2 separate regions of the Homo sapiens genome follow, and region 2 is linked to region 1. A link is a contact called in ENCODE Hi-C data. All regions are on one chromosome and are shown on one strand. The core of a region is the stretch at or near the end of the contact, and the rest is flanking DNA. Distances in the headings are between cores, read along the strand shown. Region 1 overlaps PRKCE (protein kinase C epsilon). Region 2 has its middle 73 kb from the start of EPAS1.

Region 1 (5,327 bases), core at 2,106-4,605:
TTTCAACATTATCAAAAATTTGGAGGAAGTTAATTCCAGCTCCGTGGATGACTTTGTGGGTTTCAGTACTTCAGCTGGGAAAGTCACTGCAGATGTGGTAGAAATAGCAAGAGAACTAGAATTAGAAATGGAGCCTGGCGATGTGACTGGATTGCTGCAGTCTCTTGACCAAACTTGAACGGATGAGGAGTTGCTTCTTAGGGAAAAACAAAGAAAGTGGTTTCTTGAGATAGAATCTATTCCTGGTGAAGATTCTGTGAATAACGTTGAAATGACAACAAAGGATTTAGAATATTACATTCACTGATAAAGCAGCAGCAAGGTTTGAGAGGATTGACTCCAATTTTGACAGAAAATGCCATCAAACAGTGTCACATGCTACAGAGAAATCTTTTGTGAAAGGAAGAGTCCATTATGTGGCAAACTTCATTGTCTTATTTTAAGAAATTGGCATAGCAATTTCTTGCTGTGGGGTTGCCACAGCCACCCTGACCTTCAGCAATCACTACCCTGATCAGTCAGCAGCTGTCAACATCGAGGCACGATTCCCCAGCAGCAAAAAGATTACAACGTGTGCTAAAGGCTCAGATGGTCATTAGCATTTTTCTTAGCAATAAAGCACTTTTCAATTAAAGTATGTACATTTTTAGACATAATTACATCGTACACACAATAGACTACATATAGTGTAAACATAAATTTACGTACACTGGGAAACAAAATATTTTTATGACTTGCTTTATTATAGTTATCTGGAACTGAACCTTCAATATCTCTGATGTATACCTGTACTTTTGATTCTCAGGATACATTCTTCTAAAAAATATTGCTGATTTAAGGGGTCAGATATGTCCTGGGAGCCTGTGGCTACTGATCCTATTGCCTCGGTCATCAGCCCTCCTGTTTTCCTAGGTGACATAGAGGGCTTGTAGGGTGGCTGTAGGGTGGTGGAAAAAGAAGCAGAACTGAATTCCAGGGCTGACTTTGCTGCTTGTTAGCTGGGTGACCTTGGGAAAACCACTTAACCTTTCTGGCCCTTACTTTCCTCATGGGAAATAAGATTAAAAATGTATGCGAAGGCTTAATATTGACAAGCTCTATTGAGTTTGAGATTTGACCTTAGAGTTTTTATTAATAGACCTGCCATTTGCTAAGCAAATTTTCTAGATAAAGATGTATACCTGGATGCATGTCATAGTACAGTCCCTGTTTGCCCAAGGTGAAGTTAATTTTATGTGATGGGGCAGAGTTAATCCTTGTTAGGCAAATGATGCAGTCTTCTCCGGAGTAGAAAACTGTGTAGACAAGAACAGCTTACCTACCTCTTAAGGCCATAGTTATTTATTTAGCATAAACCAAATACATGGTGATAAGGGAGATACAGTAAGATCTTTTGGAAGTCTTTTTATGGAAACTGATGTGTATTGAAGGTAGAAGACAAGCAATGGCGGAATGTTGTGTATGTCCAACCAGTGCACAAAAGTGGGAGTGGGTACCTCTAATGGGAGAGATCACTGGGGGCTTCCCGGAGGACGGGGTTCAAACTCTGCCTAAAGGATAAGGATAAGAGGATTTGGACTAGGAGGGAGGGCATTCCAGGTAGCTTAGAGGATTTGACCAAGCTTTTGTACAACATCTGTCATTCCACCCAGATGTTCTGCTGGCCATCATTTGCTCCCTGATGCCTTTAGTTTCTTGCCATTGCATTGGTTGGACTCTGCTTCTTGACTTCACATTGGGGCATGTGTTTTATTTTATTTTATTTTATTTTTAAGACGGAGTCTCGCTCTGTCACCCAGGCTAGAGTGCAGTGGTGCGATCTCGGCTCACTGTAACCGCTGGCTCCTGGGTTCAAGCGATTCTCCCGCTTCAGCCTCCTGAGTAGCTGGGATTACAGGTGCCCGCCACCACACCCAGCTAATTTTTGTATTTTTAGTAGAGACGGGGTTTCACCATGTTGGTCAGGCTGGTCTCAAACTCCTGACCTCGTGATCTGCCTGCCTCGGCCTCCCAAAGTGCTGAGATTACAGACGTGAGCCACCGGGCCCAGCCAGGGCATGTATTTTTACAGTAAACTCTGGGAAGCCAAGATGGAAAATAAAGCCCTTACTGGCTTAAACCAGGCTGAGGGAGATGGTCTCTTGAGTAAACACCATGCCTCGCTTTCTGTTTAAGCGTATCTTTTCTTTTCAAGCCTGCTCCTTCTGTGTAAGTGTATTTTTCAAAGTGTGACTCCACATCCTTTCAGAAAGTCCTTCGTATCCCATCAAGGGAGTAAGGTGATGGGTGAGAAGCTACTCTAAATAAATTAAGGGTAGTATCTGTTTTGGCTTCAAAGGGCAAAGGATCAAGGTTAGGGCAAGTAGAAATTTCTCCCTCTTGATTTTAAGTGAAATTTTTTATTTTTATTTTTATAAGACCCTAATTGCCTGCTTCATACCTAGAAGGCCAGAAACATTCCTGGATGTTGGACTAGCAAGCCAGAGAACAATCTAAGCAATGCCATTTCACTGGCCCCTTCTTCACCAGAACCCTTCCCCCAATAGTCCCATGCCCAAACACACGCACTCTTCACAGTATCCTCTTGTGCATGCTGCTTGCTTTGAGGGTGGTGCAAGTGCTATTGGGTGTCATTTTATATTACAGTTGTAATGCCCACGTGCCGCTGGAATCTTTGTATCTTAGTCACAGACTTCTAGAGTGTCTGAGCTGGAAGGAACCTTCATTCTCAGCCCCTTGTTTTACAGATGGGGAACTGAAAGCCCCCAGGTTGCCTGACTGTAAGTTGAGGTCTGTCTTCACCAGTTCATGGTTTGTTTTCAGTATCTGAGCAATAACAGCTGCTAATTATTGAGGCCCTGTGCTGAGTGCTTTTCATGCATCATGTCACTTATTTTTCATAACAACTGTATGAGGAAGGTATGACCATCATCTCTCCTTTAAGGTTAGAGAGGTTGAGTAATGTGTTTAGAGTTGGGTGTTGGAGCTGGGTGTTAGCAAAGATTTGAACTCAGTATACGGTGGCACTGGGGCACTGGCTCCTAACTGGTAGGCTGTGCTGCACTGTGTTTGCCAAGTGAGGCTGCCTCTATTCCCACTTCTTCCCTCACTTCCCATCGTCTTTCTTTTTCACTGCCCCACCAGGGATCTTGCTCTCAACTTGCCAAGGTAGGATTCCGACCATGGCTACCATGATGACTTGGAAGCCTGGACTCCAAAGGAAGGAGTTCCAAAGCCTTGATCAATGGAACAGAGGCATTGTCCTTGGGACCCGAAGGAGCTGATACCACGTCACTTATACCAGGATCCTTGCTGGTTAATTCACATAGGGCGGTGGAGGACACAGTGCAGTCTCTGTTTGCACTGGCTTATGGGAGACTGAGCAAGATAGAGTAGAGAGAAAGTAGATGAAAGGTGCCATGAAAGCCATCCTCAGCTCAAGCCTGTGTCTTCTTAGCAGGGGTCATTGCATCCTCTTTATTATCAAAGGGTGTGATCCTAATACGCTTATGAGACAGCCAGTGTAGATGTGATATCAAGCCAGCTCGGCCCTCCCTGGAGCCTCCATCATATGCATCTATGTGTCCCCCTTCATTACTTTCCGATTCCTTTTCCCCCTCCTACAGCAATAGCCTGAAGGATATTTTTAGGCCCCAGTGAGGCTGTGATCACTGACCCTTGGCTTCTGAAAATTTTTACACCGTTTTGAAGGGATGTGCATACTCAGGAATACAGCTATTTTTGAATCTGTACTAGAGATTCTAGGCTGTATCCTCCATGGGGGCTTATTTTTTAAGTTTGAGCAGAAAATATTCCAAGGGACATTGGTAGTGTAATGGATGATGAGCCTGTATGCTGATGCTGATTAGGCCAGAGTGGGTCCAGACTGCTCTGGCCATCCTTGACCGGAGGAAGAACTAGTACGTCCACCTTGCCTCAAGGGGAGCAGATCTGTCAATGGCTCAAAGCCTGGAGTGCAGTTCCTACTAGCTCCACCTGGAGTCTTAAAAGAGGAACAGATCAGCATGGAGGAGATCTTTGGGTCCTGGGCATTTTGCATTTTTTAAGGGTATAGAGTCATACTTTTATAGTTCAACAACATTGACAAGAATGGATGTTTTGAGTCCGTTGGTTAACCTTGGATTTGAAAAGAGGAAGAAAAACAGAAACCACACATTAGCAGGGCAGCACTGAGGTTACAGTCATGTTACCATAGACGCCAGGCTTGAAGAGCCGTTTGGGGACAACAGAGCACAACACTGGAAAAATAAATTTTTTAGAGACAGGGTTCCGCTCTGTCACCCAGACTTGAGTGCAGTGGTGCTCACTGTAACCTCAAGTTTTTGGGCTCAAACAACCCTCCCATCTCAGCCTCCTGGGTAGCTAGGATTACAGGTGTGGGCCACCATACCCAGCTAATTTTTTATTTTTTATTTTTGTAGAGATGGAGTCTTGCTGTGTTGCCCAGGCTGGTCTCAAACTCCTGGCCTCAAGTGATCCTCCTACCTTGGCCTCCCAAAGCTCTGGGATTACAACTGTGAGCCACCAGTTGTAATTTTTTTTTTTTTTTTTTTCCCGAGACAGAGTCTCACCCTGTTGCCCAGGCTCGAGTACAGTGGCACAATCTCGGCTCACTGCGACTTCTGCCTCCTGGGTTCAGGCAATTCTTGTGCCTCAGCCACCTTAGTAGGTGGGATTACAGGTGTGCACCACCACACCTGGCTAATTTTTGTATTTTTAGTACAGACAGGGTTTCACCCCATTGGCCAGGCTGGTCTCAAACTCCTGGCCTTAAGCTATCTACCCGCCTCAGCCTCCCAAAGTGCTAGGATTACAGGTGTGAGCTACCATGCCTGGCAAGCACAACATTTTTAATTTTCAAGAGCTACCAGTTTCTTTTCTGTCTCTGAAGAGACACTTCTCCCAAGGAAATTTCCATTAAAAAATTAATTTTGTGTGTCTGCCCGACAGATCATGGGAGACAGAGTGCTGTTATTTGTAAAACATTTTTAAAAATACATTTTTACCTTTATGGAGCAATGATATTCCTGGATTTATCTAAAAGGAAAATCTGACTGGTGTGGAAGAACAAGTGGAAGCTGTTAATGAAAATTTTGAAGTGAAGGAAATAGGAATGTGGGAATAGTGGGAGCCTGGGTGTTCTCTAACCAGGGAGAACTCTCAGGCAGAAAGTGGCTACTGTGGACAGTTTAGAGACTGGTGAGTTTAGGGCCTGTTGATTTCTGTTATTAGTTAGCATTGGCCTTTGTGTTTAGAGAGGAAGATGGTTATTACAGCTAGTGTCAGGAGAGCAAGGGGTGTCTTAA
Region 2 (5,009 bases), core at 1,707-4,206, 500 kb after region 1:
TGCAAAAATCACAAGCATTCTTATACACCAACAACCAACAAAAGGAGAGCCAAATCATGAGTGAACTCCCATTCACAATTGCTTCAAAGAGAATAAAATACCTAGGAATCCAACTTACAAGGGATGTGAAGGACCTCTTCAAGGAGAACTACAAACCACTGCTCAGGGAAATAAGAAAGGACACAAACAAATGGAAGAACATTCCATGCTCATGGGTAGGAAGAATCAATATCGTGAAAATGGCCATACTGCCCAAGGTAATTTATAGATTCAATGCCCTCCCCATCAAGCTACAAATGACTTTCTTCACAGAATTGGAAAAAACTTTAAAGTTTATATGGAACCAAAAAAGAGCCCACATTGCCAAGACAATCCTAAGCCAAAAGAACAAAGCTGGAGGCATCACACTACCTGACTTCAAACTATACTACAAGGCTACAGTAACCAAAACAGCATGGTACTGGCACCAAAACAGAGATATAGACCAATGGAACAGAACAGAGCCCTCAGAAATAATACCACACATCTACAACCATCTGATCTTTGACAAACCTGACAAAAACAAGCAATGGGGAAAGGATTCCCTATTTAATAAATGGTGCTGGGAAAACTGGCTAGCCATATGTAGAAAGCTGAAACAGGATCCCTTCCTTACACCTTATACAAAAATTAATTCAAGATGGATTAAAGACTTACATGTTAGACCTAAAACCATAAAAACCCTAGAAGAAAACCTAGGCAATACCATTCAGGACATAGGCATGGGCAAGGACTTCATGACTAAAACACAAAAAGCAATGGCAACAAAAGCCAAAATTGACAAATGGATCTGATTAATCTAAAGAGCTTCTGCACAGCAAAAGAAACTACTATCAGAGTGAACAGGCAACATACAAAATGGGAGAAAATTTTTACAATCTACCCATCTGACAAAGGGCTAATATCCAGAATCCACAAAGAACTTAAACAAATTTACAAGAAAAAATCAAACAACTCCACGAAAAAGTAGTGAAGGATATGAACAGACACTTCTCAAAAGAAGACATTTATGCAGCCAATAGGCACATGAAAAAATGCTCATCATCAATGGCCATCAGGGAAATGAAAATCAAAACCACAATGAGATACCATCTCACACCAGTTAGAATGGCGATCATTAAAAAGTCAGGAAACAACAGGTGCTGGAGAGGATGTGGAGAAATAGGAACACTTTTACACTGTCGGAGGGACTGTAAACTAGTTCAACCCTTGTGGAAGACAGTGTGGCGATTCCTCAAGGATCTAGAACTAGAAAATACCATTTGACCCAGCCATCCCATTACTGGGTATATACCCAAAGGATTATAAATCACGTTGCTATAAAGACCATAAAAGTTATGCAATTGTGGTCTCTTTCTCTCTCAAAATGCATAAAGTTTTCAGACTGTGGTTGACCATGGATAAGTTAAACTGCAGAAAGTGAAGGTGTGGATAGGGTTGGGGGAATACTGTGCAAAAAAGGCAACAGGAGGGATCGTTGTGGCGATGGAAGTGTTCTGTATCTTGACCGTATGAATGTCAATATTCTGGTTGTGATATTGTACTATATGTTTGTAAAATGTTACCACTGGGGAAACTATGCAAACGGTATATGGAATCTCTCTGTATTACTTCTTGCAATGCATGTGATTCTACAATTATCTTAAAACAAAATGTTTAATTAAAAAAAAACCCACAAAACTTGACTGTTCCTCAAAACCTTCACTGAGTTAACCACTTCCTCTTTGAAACCACCTTATACCCTATACAACACTGATAATATAGTATTATTGCCCTTCCATGTTCTACTGTAATTAGTCTATCTCCCTTACCAAACTGTGAGCTCCAAGAGGAGGTTTTAAAGGCAAGATATGTTTTGTTCATCTATGTATGCCTAGCATCTAGTAGTGCCTGATACATTGAAGATGTTTTGTAAATGCTTGTTGAATAAAACTGGATGTGACAGACATAAAAAAAAAAGACACATGCACACGTTTATTGCGGCACTATTCACAATAGCAAAGACTTGGAACCAACCCAAATGTCCATCAGTGATAGACTGGATTAAGAAAATGTGGCACATATACACCATGGAATACTATGCAGCCATAAAAAAGGATGAGTTAATGTCCTTTGTAGGGACATGGATGAAGCTGGAAACCATCATTCTCAGCAAACTATCGCAAGGACAGAAAACCAAACACCGCATGTTCTCACTCATAGGTGGGAATTGAACAATGACAACACTTGGACACAGGATGGGGAACATCTCACACCAGGGCCTGTCGTGGGGTGGGGGGAGGGGGGAGGGATAGGAGATATACCTAATGTAAATGGTGAGTTAATGGGTGCAGCACACCAACATGGCACATGTATACATATGTAACAAACCTGCACGTTGTGCACATGTACCCTAGAACTTAAAGTCTAATTTAAAAAAAAGAACAGTGCTTTTCAGAAGAAAGTGATATTCCTCTGCTTTAATTAAAGACATGCATGTTTTCAGTAAAAAAAAAAAAATTGGTTGTTACCTTTTCTTAATATTTTAGTGTTTTTTCTGTGTGTGTGTGTGTGTGTGTGTGTGTGTGTGTGTGTGTGTAGCAAGCAGGTTATTCTGATGCTGACTACTTCATCATGATCTTAAATAGAAGGATTTAAAGATAAAGATGAGGAAACCTCCAGAAAAATTGAATGAAGAGACATTGAGATAATAAATAGGAGTAAAACAATTAGAAAATCAGAGATCTAGTTCAGGAGATCTAACACCCAATAATTAGAGGTTACAGAAAAAGAGTATATATTAATGATCTATTTGGGGTGACAAATTACCTCAAAACTTAGTGGCTTAAAAAATTGTAAACATTTATATCTCTTTCAGTTCCTGTGGCCACGAGTTCAAGAGTGACTCAGCTGAATGGTCTGCCTCAAGGTTTCTCATGAGGTTCAGCTGGATGTTGGCCAGGGCTGCAGTCTTCTTAAGACTGGCTGTAGCTGGAGAATTTGCTCCAAGGCAGCACACTCATGTGACTAGCAGGTTTATGTTCTTTCTCAATTTCTCACTATGTGAATCTCTCCACAGGGTCACTTGAGTATCTTCATGACATGACAGCTAGCTTTTCCCAGAGAGAGTAATCCAAGAGACCAAGAAAAAAGGTGAAAGGTCTTTTATGACTACCCATTGATGTCATCCATTGTCACTTTCACAATATCCTACTGGTCACACAGGTCCTCCCTTTTAATGTTGAAAGGGAGTACACAACAGCATGCATAGCAGGAGGCCAGGATCATTGTAAAGGGGCAAAAATAATCAAAGAAATAATAGAAGAAAATTTCCTATATGAGAAGAGCATGAAGTTTCTACTGCGGTGGATTAAAATAGACTCTACTCCAACGAACAACAGCATGAAATTTCAGAACACTGAAAGTCAAGAGAAAATTTCACAAGATTCTAGGAAGGAAAAAAAGGATGTCACATACCAAATGTTTAGAATCAAAATGGCTTCATAGGAGTGGATGCAGTGGTGTGCCCATGTAGTCCCAACTATTTGGGAGGTTGAAGCAGAGGATCACTTGAGGCTAAGAGTTTGAGGCCAGCCTGGGCAACACAGAAAGAACCCATGTCTAAAAAGAAATAAAGAAAAAAATAGCTACATACTCCTCAAAGGCAACATTGTAAGACATAATATATAATGTCAAATAGAATAAATGAAGACATATCCTAAAGCAATATATTTAAAATTCTGGGAAAAATTACTTTAAACCTATAATTTAATACCCAAGTCAAACTATCAATTAAGTTTTAGTGTAGAATAAAGACACTTTAAGATATGCAAGTTAAAAAAATTATCTCCCACACACCCTTTCTCAGAAACCTTGGGAAAACAGAGGATTCAGGAAACAAGGGATTCAATACAAGGAAGAGGAGAAGGAAATCCCCAGAATGATGAAGAAAGGATTTCCCAAGACAACAGCTATGTGCCAAGTGCAGAGGGCAAACAGAACGGACTTTAAAAGGGCAGAAGATTCAGGAGATTGTTTCAAGGTTAAATTGATAGAACACCTAATGTGTTTAAACACACTGAGAGATTTACACAAGTGGGGAAGAGTTTAAAGTTGAACTACTTCAGATAGTGAACTTAGTGATAAATTCTTCAAAAAGGAAGGCAATGGAAAAATAAGCATTAATTCCAGACAAAACAATAAACTGTGCAGGAAAGGTAACACAACCAAAGTTTACTATATATCTCTGCTGCAACTGGCATTTACAAAGTCATAAAAATGTGAACACAGAATACTGATCTAGTGAAAAATCATAATATAATTATACTGAGAGGGCAGAGGAATGAAAAGTATGCATGTATGTGGTGGTGCAGACCAGGGATTAAAAGACAGCTAAATCTTCATTTTCCATAGTGGGAAATCAATAGGTACTATCTTGAACTGAAAAATCAATAAATAGCAATATAAGCATGTTATTTAGAGATGTGGAATTAAATACCAAATGAATCAACTATAGTTGCTGAAATTGGTTGCCTCTGGGGAGCAGGAATTAATGAAGGGTATGGCAAAATTTGTGCTAATTTTCTTAATAAACCTCATAAAACTGGCCTATTCTTTCAACTATGTTTGTATAAATTTTCATCAAAATAAACCAAAAACAATTAAACTTGAGAAAAATAACGGAAAAGCAGGGAGTAGTCAGTTGTTTTGAACACTGATGAATAATCAAGAAGATAAGAACAGAGAATGGTTCATTAAAGGTGACAAGATGTAGATCATTGGTAACCAGAGGAGTAGTCAGTGTGGAACCCATTGGTAACCGGAGGAGTAGTCGGTGTGGAAACCCCCTTAATATTCAAAGAGAAAAATACGCAAGGGATATAAATAGACATCACAGAAAATAGGTATATAATCATCCGTAGTCACATGAAAAAATACTCCATCTCATTCATAATAAAAGAAATGCCAATTAAAGTGATATGATATTTTGT

What was found. A loop is a pair of places that touch in the nucleus more often than their neighbours do. Pooled maps may share reads with other maps.
Region 2: a map with no recorded cell type shows a loop between it and region 1 (4-fold over the local background). The contact joins two enhancer-like sites. A Hi-C loop is called at or near these places in 2 of 37 single-sample maps with no recorded cell type and 4 of 50 pooled maps.

Annotation. Positions count from the first base shown.
Region 1 is chr2:45,725,901-45,731,227 of GRCh38, forward strand. All of the region lies in intron 1 of PRKCE (protein kinase C epsilon), which reads left to right. Among named protein-coding and RNA genes, the nearest start is that of PRKCE-AS1, 53 kb to the left of the region's middle. RefSeq lists enhancers at 3,837-3,916, 4,297-4,436. Within about 2 kb of position 3,356, at least 5 of the 41 ENCODE cell types and tissues checked have a DNase peak (open chromatin) inside an H3K27ac peak, as active enhancers do.
Region 2 is chr2:46,221,940-46,226,948 of GRCh38, forward strand. No RefSeq gene overlaps it. Among named protein-coding and RNA genes, the nearest start is that of EPAS1, 73 kb to the right of the region's middle. Within about 2 kb of position 2,957, at least 16 of the 41 ENCODE cell types and tissues checked have a DNase peak (open chromatin) inside an H3K27ac peak, as active enhancers do.